Regions from separate parts of the Homo sapiens genome. Here region 2 is linked to region 1. Evidence: read pairs that join two places in POLR2A ChIA-PET (ENCODE). Cell type or tissue: Panc1. All regions are shown on one strand.

Region 1 (4,000 bases):
CTATCCGTGAACATGGACCATCTCTCCATTTACTTGATCTTCCTTGGTTTCTTTTATCAGTTTTGTAGTTTTGCTCATACAAACCTTGTACATATGTTGTTAGATTTATTCCTAAGTACTTTTTTGGGGGGATGCTAATGAGGGCTGAATACGTGGAGGACAAGGTGCTTTTAGAACAGTGAAACTATTCTGTATGACAATGTAATGGTGGATACGAGACATGCATTTGTCAAAACCCATAGAACTTTGCAACACAAAGAGTGAACCGTAATGTAAACTATGGACTTCAGTTATCATAATGTATCAATATTGGTTCATTAATTACAACAACACACTAATGCAAGATGTTAATAATTGGGAAAATTGAGCTGGGGAAAGAGGGTTATATGAAACTCATTATACTATCTGCTCAATTTTCTGTAAGCCTAAAACTGCTCTAGAAAGTAAAGGCTATTAATTTTTTAAAAAATGGAGTACCAACTCCAAATGAAATGGAGACCCTCGTGAAGTCTTCCAATGCCTCCCTTGCCTACAGGATTGAGTCTGTGGTCTCTCACCAGCCATAGGAAGTCCTTCAGTTTGACTGCTCCTCCAGTCTACCCTCTACAATCCAGCCAGATGGAGTCACTCAGGGTTCATGAAGGAACCTGAGACTCTGCACTACTCCCTGGTCTGGAACATTGTCCTTCCTTTGTCTGGTCTGGAAATGCCTTCAAGAAGCTTCTGCAGACGTTAATTTGGGTACACAGAGGAATGATACCAGCCCACAGTATCTGTTTTATAATACCACCTATTGTGTTTCCGGCAGGACCTCTCAGTAGTTTCAGTAGTGGAACTGCTATTCCCACAGACTAAACCATAGTTCCCCAACTGTGCATCAAGGTGCCTGAGGGCACCCACAGCAAATTCACAGGGGGCAAAGTAGGATATTTTGAAAGATATTCAACATCTTTGGCTAATGAGAGAACTATTAGCTCAAGGTAGTTCACAGTTCCATTATTACATTATGCCACAATCCTTTTGATGATGTCATCTTTAAGAAGCTGGGTCTTGGCCGGGCGCAGTGGCTCATGCCTGTAATCCCAGCACTTTGGGAGGCCGAGGCGGGTGGACCACAAGGTCAGGAGAGCGAGACCATCTTGGCTAACGTGGTGAAACCCCATCTCTACTAAAAACATAAAAAATAAGCCAGGTCTGGTGGCAGCTGCCTGTAGTCCCAGCTACTCAGGAGGCTGAGGCAGGAGAATGGCATGAACTCAGAAGGTGGAGCTTGCGGTGAGCCGAAATCGCACCACTGCACTCCAGCCTGGGCAACAGAGCAAGACTCCGCCTCAAAAAAAAAAAAAAAAAAAAAAAAGAAGCTGGGTCTTTAGTGGTTGCTGTGATAAAAAGCAAATGAAAATCAATGTGGGACAGGAAATGAAGGCAGCAGTGTTTGCTTTGATTAGAAAATTTAACAAGTTGTTCAGTGCCCAATGGGCAGCATAGATCCCATTAGTAATTGCAGTTGTTTAAGAATGAAGGCTGGGCGCGGTGGCTCACACCTGTAATCCCAGCACTTTGGGAGGTTGAGGCGGGCAGATCACCTGAGGTCAGGAGTTTGAGACCAGCCTGGCCAAGGTGGTGAAACCCCATCTCTGCTAAAAATACAAAAAATTAGCTGGGTGTGGTGGCGGGCACCTGTAATCCCAGCTACTTGGGAGGCTGAGGCAGGAGAATCGCTTGAACCCAGGAGGCGGAGGTTGCAGTGAGCCGCAATTGCACAATTGCACTCCAGCCTGGGCGACAAAAACGAAACTGTCTCAAAAAAAAAATAAAAAATAAAAAATAAATAAAAATGCAAAAAAAAAAAAATAGCTGGGCATGGTGGCACATGCCTGTAATCCCAGCTACTTGGGAGGCTGAGGTAGGAGAATCACTTGAACCCGGGAGGCGGTGGTTGCAGTGAGCTGAGATCATGCCACTGCACTCCAGCCTGGGCAACAGAGCAAGACTCCGTCTCAAAAAAAAAAAAAAAAAAAAAGAATGAAATAAATATTGTTTCTTCCAATTCAGGTGTATTATTTTTTAAATGGCAACTAACTTGTTAGGACATAAATACTTTTTAAGTGATTTGGACTTAACTACTTAATAAATTGAACTGTTATTTCTTTTGGCTTAGAGGCTCCATGAAAAAATTACTGAGATGGTAATGGTGCTGTGAGCTAAGAAAGTTCAGGAACCTATAGTCTAAGAGATTATCTAATCCAGGGCACTTCAAAAACTTGCATATGTGAAATCAATTTAGTGGGTTATAGCCATATTTTTTTCCCTAATAAAACAGAAGGGTAAGCAGAGTACACTGCATGTAGCAAGGGTAAATATTATTGTGTAAAACTTTTGTTCATTTTTTTTATATATATATACACACACACATATCTACAAGTAATCATGTGTATATTGGGTCACAATGTAAAATGGTTTGAAAAACCACTAAGATTCCAAGTCCCTTATTTTACTGATGAGAAAACAGCCAGAGAGTGAAAGCTGATGATTACAAATCACAGCCATGAGAGCTGGGCTCTGCACTCAGCCCTGCTGGGCTGGGTGGCCGCTGCTCACGGTGACCCTTCAAGGCAGGCCTCATTCTGTCCAGTAGAGGTGTGGTTACTAAGTCATAGAGCTACAGAGGTGAGGGACCAGGTGCCCTCACTTTGGTTCCAAGACCCATCTGCACCCCACAAATGCCACCAGCCACACCTAGAACAAAATGGTTTTAATCAATTGCGTCACCCTCACTCTCCTGGGAGCGGAGCAACAAAAAGGCTCGGCTCCTGCCCCCAGAGGACAGTAAGGCTTATGTGTCTCTCCACACTGCAGGGCCCAGGCTGGGCAGGCAGGGGGTGGGAAGCAGGACAGGGGGCAGGGAGGGAGGGTGGGAGGCAGGGAGGAAATGGCAGGTGGCTGGAACACAAGAAAGCAAAGGGGACCCAGCTGGTCCTTGGGCCCCAGGGCCCAGCCCCAATACTCCTGCTCTCCCTTCTCCCTGGCTAGAGAAAGGTCACGGAGAAGAGACAGGGGAGCAGGTCCCAGCAGCAGGAGAAGCAGCAGCAGCTGTTTCCTTCACCAATAAATATACTTCATTACCAAGCTAGAAGAGAGGGGTGGGAAGAGGGACTGGGGTGGGAAGGAAGGGGGAGAAGCTGCCACCTGTGTTGCTGGGATTAAAGCAATGAGATGGTGCCAGACCCCCCACCACTATCCTCACCCTCCACTTGTCTTCTTAAAACTGTGAAAAAGCTTTTAACATGGCCCTCCTGTCTCCAGGGCTGCTCTGAAGCCTGACTGAGAGGAGGCACCTGGCAGAGACAGGGGCTGAGGGAGGGAGCGAGGGAGTGGAGGGAGAGGAGAAGGGAGGCTGCTTTTCCCCAGGGGCTGCAGCTGGAGGGCTGGAGCCAAGTAAGCACTGAAGGGGAAGCAGGGAGGGAGAGAGGGGGAAGGATGAACCAACTACCTGGAGCAGCTGGAGCTAAGAGCCGGGGGCAGAGGGGAGGAGAGGCCTGGTGAGTGGTGGGTTGATCGCTGCATCCAGTGTAAAGCTTGGGGCTGCTGGGGAGGGAGGGGCCGAGTAAGGGACTTTCCCATCTGAGTGGCTCAGGAGACCCACCCCTCTCCCCTCAGAGCAGCAGGGGACAGAGAAAAGCCATCACTTCTTTGGTCTTTGTGGCGGCTCAGCATGTGGGATGGGAAGGAGGGCAGAAAGGGCAGAGAAGGGCCCTTAGCAGGAAGCGCCACCTCAGCAGAGTAGGCCTGGCTGGGAGCTCTGGCAGAAAGGTCACAGTGAGGCTGAGGAGCGCCCAAGAGGAGAATGGCCGTAGTGCAGAAGTGCTGGCATGGATGGGTGGGGTAAGGTGCAGTGCCCCACCCTCTGCCAGGGCCCTTGGGAAAGGCAGAGCCTCCAGAGGTGGCCAGTGAGAGTAGGTGCAGGGCCAGAGCTAGTAGCCAGGAGAGGAGCGAGGGT
Region 2 (4,000 bases), 230 kb after region 1:
TATATTCTGGCCAGTCACGGTGGCTCATGCCTGTAATGCCAACACTTTGGGAGGCCGAGGTAGGCAGATTACTTGAGGCCAGGAGTTTGAGACCAGCCTGGCCAACATGGCAAAACCCTGTCTCTACTGTTACATTACTTACAAATGACAAAAACCACAATTGCTTTTGCACCAACCTAATAAAAATACAAATATTAGCCAGGCATTGCAGACCACACCTGCAATCCCAGCTAATTGGGAGGCTGAGCCATGAGAATCGCTTAAACCCGGGAGGCAGAGACTGCAGTGAGCTGAGATCATGCCACTGTACTCCAGCCTGGGTGACAGAGCAAGATTGTAAAAAAAAAAGAAAAAAAAAAGAAGTTCTTTATATTCTGGAAACAAATCTTTTGTCAAGCAAAGTGGCTTGTCTAATCATTTTCTCAGTGATGACTTTTTTTTTTTTTTTTTTTTGAGCCAGAGTCTCACTCTGTCACCCAGGCTGGAGTGCAGTGGCACGATCTCAGCTCACTGCAACCTCCGCCTCCTGGGTTCAAGCAATTCCCCTGCCTCAGCCTCCCAAATAGCTAGGATTACAAGATGTGCGCCACCACGCCCAGCTAATTTTTGTATTTTTGGTAGAGACAGGGTTTCACCATGTTGGCCAGGGTGGTCTCGAACTTCTGACCTCAAGCAATCCACCTGCCTCGGCCTCCCAACGTGCTGGGATTACAGGCGTGAGCCACCGTGGCCGGCCTAGTGATGACTTTTGATGATAGAAGTTTGAAATTATGATGAAGTCAAATTTATCATTTTTTAATGGTTATTGCTTTCTGTGTCCAGTCTAAGAAACAGTTGCTGGCCGGGCTCGGTGGCTCATGTCTGTAATCCCAGCATTTTGGGAGGCCGAGGTGGGCAGATCACCTGAGATCAGGAGTTCAAGACCAGCCTGGCCAACAAGGTGAAACCCCGTCTCTTCTAAAATACAAAAATCAGCTGGGTGTGGTGGTGGGCGCCTGTAATCTCAGCTACTCAGGAGGCTGAGGCAGGAGAACAGCTTGAACCCGGAGGTGGAGGTTGCAGTGAGCTGAGATCCCACTATTGTACTCCAGCCTGGGCAACAGAGCAAGACTCCATCTCAAAAAAAAAAAAAAAAAAAAAAGAACAAAAGAAAGAAAGCGTTGCCTACCCCCAGGTTGCTAAGATTTTCTCCGGTTTTCTTCTAGAAGCTGTATGGCTTTAGTTCTACAATTAATTTTGACAACAACTCAAGAATTTGGCAGGGCGCGGTGGCTCATGCCTGTAATCCCAGCACTTTGGGAGGCCGAGGTGGGCGGACCACCTGAGGTCAGGAGTTCAAAACCAGCCTGGCCAACATGGTGAAACCCCATCTCTACTAAAAATATAAAAATTAGCTGGGCATGGTGGCGTGTGCCTGTAATCCCAGCTACTCGGATGCTAAGGCAGGAGAATCACCTGAACTGGGAGGCAGAGGTTGCAGTGAGCTGAGATCACGCCACCGCACAGCCTGGGTCACAGAACGAGACTCTGACTCAAATAATAATAATTAGATGGTGTTTTTCTTTCTTTATAGGGGAGGAAACTAAGGCCATAGAAAGGCTAAGTAACTTGCACTTGGGCACACACATGCACAGCCATGTGCACACACACAATCCTAGTAAGTGATTGTGCTGGAAGCTGGAACAGGAATCCAGGCAGTAGGCTATAGACCCAGGCTCTGACACCACTCGGTGCCACTTCTGAAAGGGGCAGTGGGGCGTCCTCCTCAAGGTAGTAGGGTTCTCTGGAAAGAAGGAACCAGACCAAACTATTATCTAGGGCCAATGGCCCTGTCCTTTCCTACAGAAAGAGAGAGCCAGGCCCCTGGGGCTGGAGAAGGAGGAAAGAAAGGCTGGAAGGACTTGGGGTCATGGGTGACTCCAGGAGGGGTTGGACGAGTCTGGCCAGGCTCCCTCTGACTGCTCCAGGCCAGCCCCCAAGTCCCTCCACAGGCCCCACCAAGGGGCTTCCCATCCTGTTGGTCCCGAGGGCAGTATTTCTCTCCAGCTCTACCTAAGTTCCTTTTGCATTTAGCCAGCACAGGCACTGCAGCTAGAGGATTCATTCAGGACACAGACTTTTATTCAGGAAGAACCTGAACCCTTGTGTGTTTGCCCATCAAGGGTGAGGTTTCTCCACTGACTTCACCACTGGGCATGGGGGAACCAGGACGCATCTCAGATGATCCCACCCCACCCTGGGCTCTTCAGATCCTCCCTATCTCTGCTCAACAGCAGCTTCCATTTCCCTTTGAGACTCAGGGTCACACCATAATGACTCATATTTTATCATCTGTTTTCTCAGTGGTGGTGACAGTCTCAGCTTCCACTTCAGAGGAATCATTTTTTAACCTCCTGATGGATCCAGTCCTCCCCTGAGGACCAAGGATGTGCCACTCCCTGCACTGGCTCCCAGACCCATGGACACTGACTCCAGGAGAAACAGCATCATGTGTTTTTTTGAGACAAGGTCTTGCTCTGTCGCCCAGGTTGGAGTGCAGTGGTGTGATCATGGCTAACTGCAGCCTTGACCTTATAGGCTCGGGTGATCCACCCACCTCAGCTGCCCAAGTACCTGAGACTACAGGTGTGTGCCACTACACCTGGCTAATTTTTTTTTTTTTAGAGACGGGGTCTCACTACATTGCCCAGGCTGGTCTTAAACTCCTGTGCTCAAGCAATCCTCCCACCTTGGCCTCACAAAGTGCTGGGATTTCAGTCACGGAGTCACCACACCCGGCCGTATCACATGTTGTTACTGGCACAGAGCATATGCCCCCTTCTGCAGATCTGCAGGCTTCCAAGGTGGTGTGACTTGGCTGCCAGGGCAGTTCACCATGCAGAGACCACCTAACCCAGGGTCATGGGTATAAGGAAAGTCCAATGAGCCCCACAGGGACCGGCCCACTGTTCATTGTTGTTGTTGTTGTTGTTGGTTTTTTTGTTCTTTATGTTTTTGAGATGGAGTCTCACTCTGTTGCCCAGGCTGGAGTGCAGTGGCATGATCTCGGCTCACTGCAGCCTCCACCTCCCAGGTTCAAGTGATTCTTCTGCCTCAGCCTCCTGAGTAGCTGGGACTACAGGCACCTGCCACCATGCCCAGCTAATTTTTATATTTTTAGTAGAGATGGGGTTTCACCATGTTGGCCAGGCTGATCTTGAACCTCGGACCTCAGGTGATCCACCTGCCTCAGCCTCCCAAAGTGCTGGGATTATAGGCGAGAGCCACTGTGTCTGGCCTGGCCCACTGTTTCACACCTCTGCAGCCTTCACAGAAGCATGAGCTTCTCGGCAGGAGGCAATGTCCTGTAGGACACCCAACAGGTGCCCTTCAGTGAGACCCTGATTGGAAGTGCAGAGGGAGGATGGAAACGCAAGTCCAGCTCGACAACAAGGATCCATCGAAGGAGGACAAATTGCTGTCTTCCATGAAGGAAAATGTTTGTGTAACCAGGCAGTCACCAGCTGGCTGGCTGAGCCACAAGGGCTCAGGTGTGGCCACTCAGAGGTGATGGCAACCAGGTTGGCTTTGGTGAGGGAAGGTCGTACTGGAGAAGCTGGGCAAAACCTCCATGCCTGCCCCCATACCTGCCCCCATGCCTGCCTCCTTACCTGCCTCCATGCCTGCCTCCTTACCTGCCCCCATGCCTGCCCCCATACCTGCCTCCATACCTGCCTCCATGCCTGCCCCCCATGCCTGCCTCCATGCCTGCCTCCGTGCCTGCCCCCATACCTGCCTCCGTGCCTGCCCCCATACCTGCCTCCATGCCTGCCCCCATGCCTGCCCCCATGCCTGCCCCCATACCTGCCTCCGTGCCTGCCTCCGTGCCTGCCCCCGTACCTGCCCCCGTACCTGCCCCCATGCCTGCCCCCATGCCTGCCTCCATGCCTGCCTCCATACCTGCCTCCATACCTGCCTCCGTGCCTGCCCCCTTGCCTGCCCCCTTGCCTGCCCCCGTGCC

Evidence for each region. ChIA-PET counts read pairs that join two places held together with the same protein. Peaks named below come from ENCODE experiments on the same cell type or tissue, not always from the same donor. Only the 100,000 strongest peaks of a DNase experiment are listed, where the experiment ranks them.
Region 2: POLR2A ChIA-PET joins it to region 1 with 6 read pairs; 3 of 35 experiments call an interaction of 5 or more read pairs at or near these places.

The regions. Positions count from the first base shown.
Region 1 is chr1:27,306,983-27,310,982 of GRCh38, reverse strand. WDTC1 (WD and tetratricopeptide repeats 1) reads right to left here. Exons shown (of 16, transcript NM_001276252.2): 16 at 2,347-4,000. Among named protein-coding and RNA genes, the nearest start is that of TMEM222, 13 kb to the left of the region's middle. RefSeq lists enhancers at 2,151-2,675, 2,676-3,201, 3,202-3,727. In Panc1, no CTCF peak of the experiment used is centred here; no DNase peak of the experiment used is centred here.
Region 2 is chr1:27,072,694-27,076,693 of GRCh38, reverse strand. No RefSeq gene overlaps it. Among named protein-coding and RNA genes, the nearest start is that of TENT5B, 62 kb to the right of the region's middle. In Panc1, no CTCF peak of the experiment used is centred here; a DNase peak (open chromatin) is centred at 2,085.